Regions from separate parts of the Homo sapiens genome. Here region 2 is linked to region 1. A link is an interaction called in ENCODE POLR2A ChIA-PET data of the cell type or tissue named here. Cell type or tissue: PC-9. All regions are shown on one strand. Links, peaks and the distances in the headings refer to the core of each region. The heading gives the core; the rest is flanking DNA. Region 1 has its middle 150 kb from the start of ROCR. Region 2 has its middle 89 kb from the start of ROCR.

Evidence for each region. ChIA-PET counts read pairs that join two places held together with the same protein. Peaks named below come from ENCODE experiments on the same cell type or tissue, not always from the same donor. Only the 100,000 strongest peaks of a DNase experiment are listed, where the experiment ranks them.
Region 2: POLR2A ChIA-PET joins it to region 1 with 23 read pairs; 3 of 35 experiments call an interaction of 5 or more read pairs at or near these places.

Annotation. Positions count from the first base shown.
Region 1 is chr17:71,874,946-71,880,332 of GRCh38, forward strand. No RefSeq gene overlaps it. Among named protein-coding and RNA genes, the nearest start is that of ROCR, 150 kb to the right of the region's middle. In PC-9, for the core only: no CTCF peak of the experiment used is centred there; no DNase peak of the experiment used is centred there.
Region 2 is chr17:71,934,488-71,939,874 of GRCh38, forward strand. No RefSeq gene overlaps it. Among named protein-coding and RNA genes, the nearest start is that of ROCR, 89 kb to the right of the region's middle. In PC-9, for the core only: no CTCF peak of the experiment used is centred there; a DNase peak (open chromatin) is centred at 2,684; H3K27ac peaks cover 1,515 bases.

The sequences.
Region 1 (5,387 bases), core at 89-5,088:
TAGCCAAGATTTGGGAGCAACCTAAGTGCCTGTGAATAGATGAGTGGATAAAGAAAATGTGGTACTTCTACACAATGGAGTACTATTCAGCCATAAAAAAAAGAAAATGAGATTTAGTCATTTGAGAAAACATGGATGGAACTGGAAGTCATTATGTTAAGTGAAATAAGCCAGGCACAGAAAGACAAACATCACATGTTCTCACATATTTGCGGGATCTGAAAATCAAAACCATTGAACTCATGGAGATAGAGGGTAGAAGGACAGTTACCAGAGGCTGGGAAGGGTAGTGGGGGTGTGATGGGAAGGTGGGGATTGTTAATGGGTACAAAAAAATAGAATGAATGAATAAGGCCTAGAGTTTGATAGCACAATAGGGTGACTATAGTCAATAATTTAATTGTACATTTTAAAATAACTAAAAGAGTGGAATTGGATTGTTTGTAACACAAAGGATAAATGCTTGAGGGAATGGATACCCCTTAATGGGATTATTATGCATTTCATGCTTGTATCAAAACATCTCATGTAACATATAAATATATACACCTACTATGTGCTTACAGAAATTTAAAATAAACAATTTTTGGCTGGGCGCCATGGCTCAGGCCTGTAATTCCAGCACTTTGGGAGGCCAAGGCAGGTAGACTATCCGAGATTAGGAGTTTGAGACCAGCCTGGCCAACATGACAAAACCCCATCTCTATTAAAAATACAAAAATTAGCTAGGCATGGTGGATCGCGCCTGTAATCCCAGCTACTTGGGAGGCTGAGACAGGGGGATTGCTTGAACCCAGGAGGCAGAGGTTGCAGTGAGCCGAGATCGTGCCACTGCACTCCAGCCTGGGTAACAGAGCAGGACTCCATCTCAAAAAAATCAATAAATAAAATAAAGTAAAATAAAATAAAATAAACCTTTTTTAAAGAACCATATTTGCCTTCTTGTCTGAAACAAATTTTAAAATGTGGGACAAAAATACATGAAGCAATGGTTTTAAAGACAGTGGACATTAGTCAATGAAGGACAGTGAGCCCCAAAAGAAGGAAAACAACAGAATAAACCTCTATAATTGACCCAGCCTACTGCCTGTAGAGAATCTCAAAAGTGCAGTACAAGGAAGGGGGAACCCAGGGAGCTTAGCATTTCCTGGGAGTTGAACAGACAGATATGATTGTCTGGGGAGGATGGTCAGCTAGAGTTTGCAGGACAGACTCACGTATACAAAATATCACATATATGTATATATAATCATGTAGGGTGTGTGTGTATCCAAGAGCCCCTTATGACTCTCTATTATTTATGTAGTCCTTTTGTGCATATAAATTTTTTCCTATTTTCTTAGGGATATTATTTATATTTTTGAAATTTTCTTCTGCTCTTTGCATTGTTTCTATGCCTCTACTTTACTTTCTCTCTCTCTCACTCTCTCCCTTTCTCCATTCCGCACCCTCTTCCCCGTCTTTCATGTCCAAGTGGAGGCTTCTGTCCATGCCTGGAGATCCTTGCCTATCAATTCCTGTATCTGCAAGAAAGGCTTTTGAGATGATGGGCTTCATTGTAGAATCAATGGGAAGGAACCTAACCATTTTGTTTAGGGAAACCCCCAAATATCACCATATCCAGCTTTCTCAGGGGCTTTTTATTTTTCCAGGGAATCATTGACTGTCTCTCCTGAGGGTACTAGAGGAACTTGGCGTGTGGATAATGTACTTAGCATCCAGTATTCTATTGACATGTCAATATGTAAGCCTTGCCCTAGTCCTGTGTTTTCCACATAGGGCAATACCATCACTCCTGGCTTTCAGTTTTGTTTGGTGTTCTCCAGAAAGTAAATCCTGCCTCCTGTTAGGGTAAGGCTTGGGATGTGATGAAAAATGTTGAATGCTATCTTTTAGTATTTTCATGTCCTTTACTCTTGCCTTCCTTCATTCTGTCCTTCGAAACAACTGCTTGAAATTCACTGTTTCATTAACATAAACAAGCTTATTTTTAATTCACATATTTATCTGCAGGTGCATGGGTTTCAGCTCCCTCCAGTCTGTTGAGTCATTTAGCAAACTAGTTGCCCTGTTCCCATTAGCTACCTGTTGAAGAAATTTCTTGTTCATTGTTTTCACCCTTCCTGATTTTTTTTTTTTTTTTTTTTTTTTTTTTTGAGACAGAGTCTCGCTCTGTCGCCCAGGTTGGAGTGCAGTGGCGTGATCTCAGCTCACTGCAAGCTCAGCCTCCTGGGTTCACGCCATTCTCCTGCCTCAGCCTCCCGAGTAGCTGGGACCACAGGCGCCTGCCACCACGCCCGGCTAATTTTTTGCATTTTTAGTAGAGATGAGGTTTCACCGTGTTAGCCAGATGGTCTCGATCTCCTGACCTCGTGATCCTCCCGCCTCAGCCTCCCAAAGTGCTGGGATTACAGGCGTGAGCCACCGTGCCCGGCCTCACCCTTCCTGATCTTTTAACCTCATGGATTTAAACTTTCTTTGAAATTGTTTTATGCTATGTTAGTACAGTTTTGATGGAAAAAAGAAATGTACATACTATATGTTGTATTATATGTATTCAAACGTGTGCTCAAACAAGGAGGAGTCAGGGTGCAGAGGAATTGTTTCCTAAATTATTATTAGCAAGCAATCCACCTTCTGAAGTGTGATGGCCTGGACTCACACCCTTGCTTATCTGTTTATTTTCCCATTGTGCAGATGAGCAGGCTGAGACTTACAATTATTAAATCAGTTGTTCAAGGTCACAAAGTTATACTTCTATCTCAGGGTTGTTATGAGTATCAAATAAGATAGATCACTTAGCATAGTTACTATCTCCTCATAACAGTTTAAAAATGTTATCTTTCACGATTAAACACCTGGTCCTTATTGATTCTCCAACTTCTGAATATGGTGCAGGTAGGCCTGCAGAAAAGTGGAAAGTAAAAAATTGGAAAGATACATGAAGGAATAGGACACATTATGCTCAGCTGGGGAATAATGGCATTTCAGTGAAAGTAATAGTAGGTATGTCAACTCAATTGTAGTACTTAAATTTAGTTTTTTGGGTTTTTTTGTTTGTTGGTTTTTATATAATCAGCTTTGGAAACAAAATGTGTTGGGAAAATAATAGAAAACTAATAATTCTTTCAATAGCATAGGCTGAATATTTCCTTAAATTGTAAGAAAAATAAAGCATAAACCTTTAAGTCGTTCCTTGAGCAGATATCTTTAGAGTGTACTAATGCTGCATTTAATTATATTTTCTAAAATCTCTTAATCTGCTACTTTTCTATTTGATTTTATTTTGTTTCCAAGTAATATCTGAAAGTTTTAGCCTCCAGCCTAAAAGGCAGGAATAACTGGTATCAGACTAGCTCTCCTACAATAAACAACTAGCAAACTGGAGAAAATATATGAAACAGTTTTTGGACACTGAACAAAGAGATGATACATGGCTGTGATCCCTGAGAAAAGAGTAAAAATAAAACGAGACTTGTGATCACAGTGGCCTTCTGCCTGGAAGCAGTTTCTGAATCAGGTGCTGAAAACAAGCAAAATACAATGGTTTCCTTGAGCTTAAAAGACAAAAATCAGAGTTTAGAGGTGGCTGGAATTTGTGTGGCTGAGTATCAGAAAGGATGGAATCTATACAGCAGAGACCCAGAATCTGCATAGAGGTTTGTTTGAGTCTCTGGTCATATGCTTAGAGTAAAATTCCACAAATCTGAAAAAGGAACAAAGAACAGAGATAGAACAACTTATTGACAAGCTATCTGGAAGAAAATATTTGCATTTCATATATCTGAAAGAAGACTTCAATCCAAAATATGTAAAGAATACTTACAACTCAATAATAAGGAGCTAAACACACCAATTGAAAATGGAAAATTTGGCCAGGCATGGTGGCTAATGCCTGTAATCCCAGCACTTTGGCAGGCTGAGGCAGGGATCACCTGAGGTCAGGAGATCGAAACTAGCCTGGCCAACATGGTGAAACCCTGTCTCTACTAAAAAAAAAAAAAAAAAAAAAAAAATTAGCCAGGAGTGGTGGTGCATACCTGTAAGCCCAGCTACTCGGGAGGCTGAGGCAAGAGAATCACTTGAACCCGGGAAATGGAGGTTGCAGTGAGCTGAGATGTCACTGCACTCCAGCCTGGGGGACAGAGCAAGACTTCATCTCAAAAAAAAAAAAAAAGGAGAATTTATTTGATCAGCCACTTCACAAAAAATGTATAAATGACCAGTGAGCACATACAAAAGTGCTTATTAGACAAAATGGAAATGCAAATGAAAACAAAGAAGGAGTACTTTACAGTTACTACCACATACTAGAATGGCTAAAATGTAAAAGACTGACAATACCAAATGTTGTAAATGTTGCAAAGATTTGGAGCAACTAGAACTCTCCTACATTGCTGGTGGCAACGTACAACAATGTAGGAGAGGCCCGGGAATGACTCTTGCTGTCCCAATCCAGCCAGAGGATTCTATGAAGCCTCTCCCTCAATCATTCTAGGGAAGGGAGACAGTAACAATAGGATGTAATTGAACCTTCAGGGTCTTGGCAACTGGGAGGAGAAAAAAAAATTACAAGAAACTGTCAGTCTCTTTGCAAAATAGACTGGCAGTTTCTTACAAAATTTAAAAATGTACCCACTCTGTGATCTAAGAATTCTACTCCTGGCTGTGTATCCAAGAGAACTGGAAACATAAATCTCCAAAAAGATTCCTACATAAATGAATGTTCATAGCAGCTTTCTTTATAATAACCCTAACTTGGAAACAACAGAAATGTTCCTCAGTGGGTAAATGGGTAAACAAATTGTTTATATTCATACAATGAAATATACTTAGCAATTTAAATAAGCTGCTTTCAAATACAGTGACAAAAAGGGATCTCAAAATCTTCATGCTAAAATAAGATGTAAAGAATTCATGGTATGAAATTTTAGAACAAGCAAAACTAATCCATTATATAGAAATCAGATCAATAATTGCTTGGAGCAGGATTGGCTGGTAAGGGACATAGACATTTTCTTAGATGAAAATGCTCTGTATATTGACTTGCGTAATGTTTACATGAATATATAAATTTGTTAAAAATCCCCAAACTGTATATCAAATATCAGTGCTGTCTTAAGGTAACAGTAGGCTGCTCTGCTGAGCTCAAATTATTATTAAATGTTTCACCACAACACATTTCCATCTACTGAACCATTTAGAAGATTTTTTTAAAAAGTGGAAAAATAAGTGTGATTTATTGTAATTAAATATAATTCAACAATGTTTATTTTTAAATGTTTATGCTAATACTCTTCTCCAACCAAGAGTGATCTGAATTCTAAGGGAGGACCGAAGAGCTTTGGTGCACAATTAAAGAACACTTAGCTGCCAGAAGAAGATGA
Region 2 (5,387 bases), core at 113-5,112, 60 kb after region 1:
AACTCTTCTCATATTACCTCCAGGTTATGAAACCAAGGAAGGGGGGTTTTCACTTTTGTTTTATTTCTTACACCTTTACAAATGCTCCAGTTTCTCTAGAAGCAAATATGTTAATATATTTTTTATAATCAAAAAAATTAATTTTTTATATAAGCAAGCAAGGCAGGATAAACTTTGGGCCTGTTCAGCAAACTCACCACAAAGAAACAGGATAATGAGTCACCTGTCATGGCAGGGTAGTCAGACAGCCTTCCTGGAAGAGGTAAATCTTAAAGGACAGGTAAGGCTGGGGAAGAAAGAATGGGGGAAACAGGAATTATAGGTAGAGTAGTATGTTTTTCAAGAGCAAAACTGAGCTCCTGAGCAAAAGTCACAGGAAAATTCGGCTCAATCCCCACACAACCAAAAGACGTTGACCTTCCTGTATTGATAGATCAAAGAGAGAAAAATTAACTCAAAGAACTACACATTTTCCTTGCACATATTTTCATATATCCGCAAAGACTCCAATGTCCTTTCAGGAAAATGGTAACCATTGGGGCCTGTGTGCTGTCTTCGTTTTTCCTTTTTCTTCCCACTTATCCATTCCTAAAGTCACAAATCTATGACTCAGATGAAAATGGCATAGCAGCAAAGGGAGGTGTTGAGGAGTGGGAGAGAGAAAAAGAGGTAAAGGCAATTAGTCTTTGGATCCTGTTCCTTGGTGATTTCTGCCATGACACCAAATTGCAAAGATGCAAAAACCCTCTCATTAACAGCCTGGTGACGGATATGAGAAAGGTCACCCAACTGAAGCTACTGGAGGCTCCTTGTCTCTATGAATCCCAGGCAAACCAGTAAGGCCCGGCTAACAGATATTTTCAGAACATTCATTCACTTCAAAATCAGATCAGTGAAAGGTTGAGAATATTCTCTGGGAAATCTGGTCTGCCTTTAAGCAGAGGGTTCTAAATGCAGTCATTGACGCAGTGATTAAGGAGAATAATTATCTCTTCCCTTTATTCTGCCACAGAGAATTGCTAGAGGCCAAGAACCGATTAGTGCTGGCTAACAAATCCTACTCTACCCCTCCTACATCTCCCTGCACCCAATGTCTCCCAAATGAAAATGGACAAAATATTTTTCAGCTGAACTAATTCATGAAGCTATAAAACTAGCAGCCTTACTTGCCATTCACCATTTGGGATTTAAAAACTCAAGAATAGGAGATTAGACAGTGTCTTGGCTTTATATGCTGTTACTACAATTAAATAAACAGCCCCCTGTGTGAATTAATCGCCTTGGTGCAGGCTAAAATAGTGCAAGAATCTAGGCGAGATTTTGAAAAATGTTTAGACTGATTTAGATCGACTAGGAATTGCTAATGGTTTTTATAGCTAATACTTTCAACTCCCTCCATCCAAAGCAAACACGCACACACACACACATCCCTCAGGAAAGCAATGGTTGAGTCTCAGTTGTGTAAACTTGGTCTTGCAAAATGAAATTTTTTATCTCTTGCACCTAAACATCCCAACATGGCTCTGGAGACACAAAGACTGAAATGAGGATGATAGTCTTTTTTCAAAATTGAAGGCATATGTTTTATAACCCACCTGGTGTTCATTTTATCATGAGATCTTCTACCCCAGCCTTCAAGTGATTGTCAAGTAGTTATTGAAATAAAACATCAATGTGATAAAATGACTACAATTTACATGAAGACAGTCAGAGAATCTTATTCCTGAGAAAATCTCCAGCCTAAAACCGAGAGGTTCAAAATATAAACTCCAAGTGCTTTTAAAGACTCCCTTAAGAAAGTGGAGAGATGGAATTAAAGAATAGCAGTGTGTGTGTGTGTGTGTGTGTGTGTGTGTGTGTGTGTGTGTGAAGCCTATCATACTAATTTTTTAAAAAATTTTTTTCCCAGCTTCATTAAGATATAGTTGACAAGTAAAAATTGTCAATATTTATGGTGTCCTATATGATTGTTTTGATAGATGCACACATTGTGAAATGATTAAGTCACACTAATTAACATGTCCATCACCTCAATATCATTTTGTGTGTGTGTGTGGTGGTGACACTTAAGATCTACTCTCCTAGCAATTTTCAAGTATACAATATAACAACAGCATAGTTGCTAGAAAGGGGTCCCAATTCAGACTCCAAGAGAGGGTCCTTGGATCTCAGGGAGAGTCCACAGAGTAAAGCAAAAGCAAGTTTATTAGGAAAGTTAAGGAATAAAAGAATGGCTAAGCCATAGGCAGAGCAGCACTGTGGGCTGCTGGTTGGCTATATTTATAGTTATTTCTTGATTATACGCTAAACAAGGGGTGGATTATTCATGAGTTTTCTGGGAAAGAAGCAGGCAATTCTCAGAACTGAGGGGAACCCCACCACCACCTGTGGCCTTTTTAGACCATATAGGGTAACTTCCAGATATTGCCATGGCATTGGTAAACTGTCATGGCACTAGTGGGAGTGTCTGTTAGCAAACTAATGCATTATAATTACTGTATAATGAGCAACAAGGACAACCAGAGGTTGCTTTCCTTGACATCTTGGATTTGGTGGGTTTTGGCTGGCTTCTTTACTGCATCCTGTTTTATCAGCAGGGTTTTTGTGACCTGGATCTTGTGTTGACCTCCTATTTCATCCTCTGACTAAGAATGCCTAATCCGCTGGGAATGCAGCCCAACAGGTCTCAGCCTCATTCTACCCAGTCCCTGTTCAAGATGGAACCTCAAACAGGAACCCCTGTTCACTCTGGTTCCAACGCCTCTAACATAGTCACCATGTCATACAGTAGACTCCTAGAATTTATTCATCCTGTCTAACTTGACCTTTGTACCCTTTGACCAACATATCTGCATTCCCACCATATCATGTTAATTTGTTTTCATTAAAAAATAAAATGAGAGAAAAATTATACCCAATCCTTATCGGAAAAAAGATACAGACGTGCTGCCTCTGCAGAGGTGGCCTGATGATCCCAGCAAAGAGAATAGTGGTGCTGAATTCAATTAGCTTAACTCTTGCAAGAAAAGAATGGAAAGCCGTATATACCACAAGCAGTGCATGTGATAGTCCTGGGGATTATCGAGGGAAAAGAACGAAAAATGAACAAGTTCAGCAGGAACTGTGATAGCCTGGGGTAATGAAGGAGAGTGGGACGCACTTGATGAAAGCCCCAAACACAGCAGCAGGTGGAGAAGTTGTTGACTTTATTTAGCATTAATTGCAGGAAAGCGTCTATAAAATGTGGTCAAAAATTATTAAACCCCTGATGTTATGCCAACATTATGCCATCCCCTGTTCCAAGGCAGGTGTATTATTCCTGGTCCCAAGGATTAAAGTAAATCATGGCTTTTCCATGTATTCTGAATATTGCATTTCATTATTTTTTACTGCCCTGTTTCTCTAGGTTTTTGTGGCTTAATAGGCTCTGCTATTTATAAACTCATCACGGGTTCCATGTTGGGGGAGGGAATGTCAGAAAAAGAATGTCCGTTCAACATTCCCTCTCCACCCTTAAATCTCTATGTGAACATACTCTATATACATTTCTGGAAACCACTCAAGTCAAACATATTTACAGTGATGGCCACAGACACATCTCTCTCCTCCCACTGGATCTGGGACACTTGCTTAGATTTAAGAGACTGATTTCAAGATACTCACTTGTGGTTATCTGAAGAAACCCAGATTTGCATACTTGATGCCCAAAACTTTGTTCTAGAAGCCACAAAACTATGCTAATCATTTCAAACAAAAGGGGAGCTTGAGTTTACCCACAAATCCAAAATGAATCCAAGCATACTTTTTGTCTGTGACAGGGTCTTGCTCTGCCACCCAGACAAACTTTTAAAATCTCAATTAAAAATTAAAACATTCAAGTAGCATTTTGCAGAAGACTCTCAGTATTACCCAAATATTCCTGAAGGCCCCAAAATGATGAGATTCTACAGATAGACTGAGAAAATAAAACAATGAAAAGCATGCCCGAGTCATCTTGCGAAGCCGCTGTGCACACTGACCAGCCCAACCATTGGCCAACACCACCCAGGACCCAAGAGTCATACCAGGCAGAAAACAGCAGCCTCACTTCCTTATGTGTCCTGATTGGGGAGGTGGCCAAAATACTGTAACTGCAAGCCCCTTCTCACTCCCACTCCCTATTCTCCCTGTTTTCTGTATCTTTTTATCTTTAGTTCTCAGAAAACAAACGTACAGGCAGTCAAAGAATAACCTGAAAATGTTTCTTTGCCTCCTAAGATGCAGAGCAGCAGGCGGAGAAATAGAGAACGAGCAGCACTCTAGTGACAGCACAGCCCGGAAGTGGAGCTGGACGTGCATGCCAGTGGCACTTGTTCAAATGCCAGTCGTAGTGCAGAGGGTGGAGGAAGAGAACTCAAGCTTGCAATCATGCTTTCTCAGTATTCCCAGATTTTTTTTTTTCCTTTGTTACCTCCCTCCCAAGAAAACCTTGTAGATTTGTTTCCCCTCATTGCCTACCTCCCCATGAAATGTCATGCCACAGAAAAATGGTTATATATGTTTTTACACTCATTCACAAAGAACCAAATTTTGTCCGCTTGGTAGTATTTATCCCCCCTCTTGAGAATGCATGTGCCAGCCCCTTAGTCCCTGGGAGTCAGGTTATGTGTCTACAATGAATTTGTTCATCCTCCGTAAAGCAGGGTTTCTCAACCTTTGTACCATTGACATTTGGGACAGACAATTCTCTGTTGTAGGTGCCGTCCTGTGCGATGGAGGGTTTTCGGCAGCATCCCTGGCCTCTAGGTGCCGGTAGCACTTCTATCCCCCATTCTCCTATGTAACAACCAAAAATGTCTCCAGACCCTGCCAAATGTCCCTCAACAGGGCAGAATGGCCCCAGCTGACAACTGCTTCTCTACAGGTTAGGAATATAGCAGTGAATAAGACAGGCAAAGTTTCCACCTAAAGTTTTGCTACTCAACAGTTGCTTGGTCTTAATACCTCTTAACAGCTCTTGGTTGCTTTACCTCTCCAAGAAAAAAAAAAATTAAATAATACCCAAGGTCCTCTCCAACTTTGTCATCCTTTGTGATCTCTTTGTGTGTTTTTAATTAAATATAATTGTTTAGAATGGCTTTTTTCCCCTAAAGGTTTGAACCCAAATCACATATACAATGGATTTTAAAAATAAACATAAAAAGCATGTGATAAATAAATCTTTTTTAAAACAAATATATTCTTCCAAAAATCAGTGTGTAAATGATCTTATCCAGAGAAAGTTACACAAATACCGTCTCCTTGTAGCTTTCAGTTCTGAGCAGCCCAAGACCTTGTAGCAAGCAGAGCAGAGAAACATACAGAATTGGACATACAATCGATTTCATGCTTGATGGTACAAAGCCATT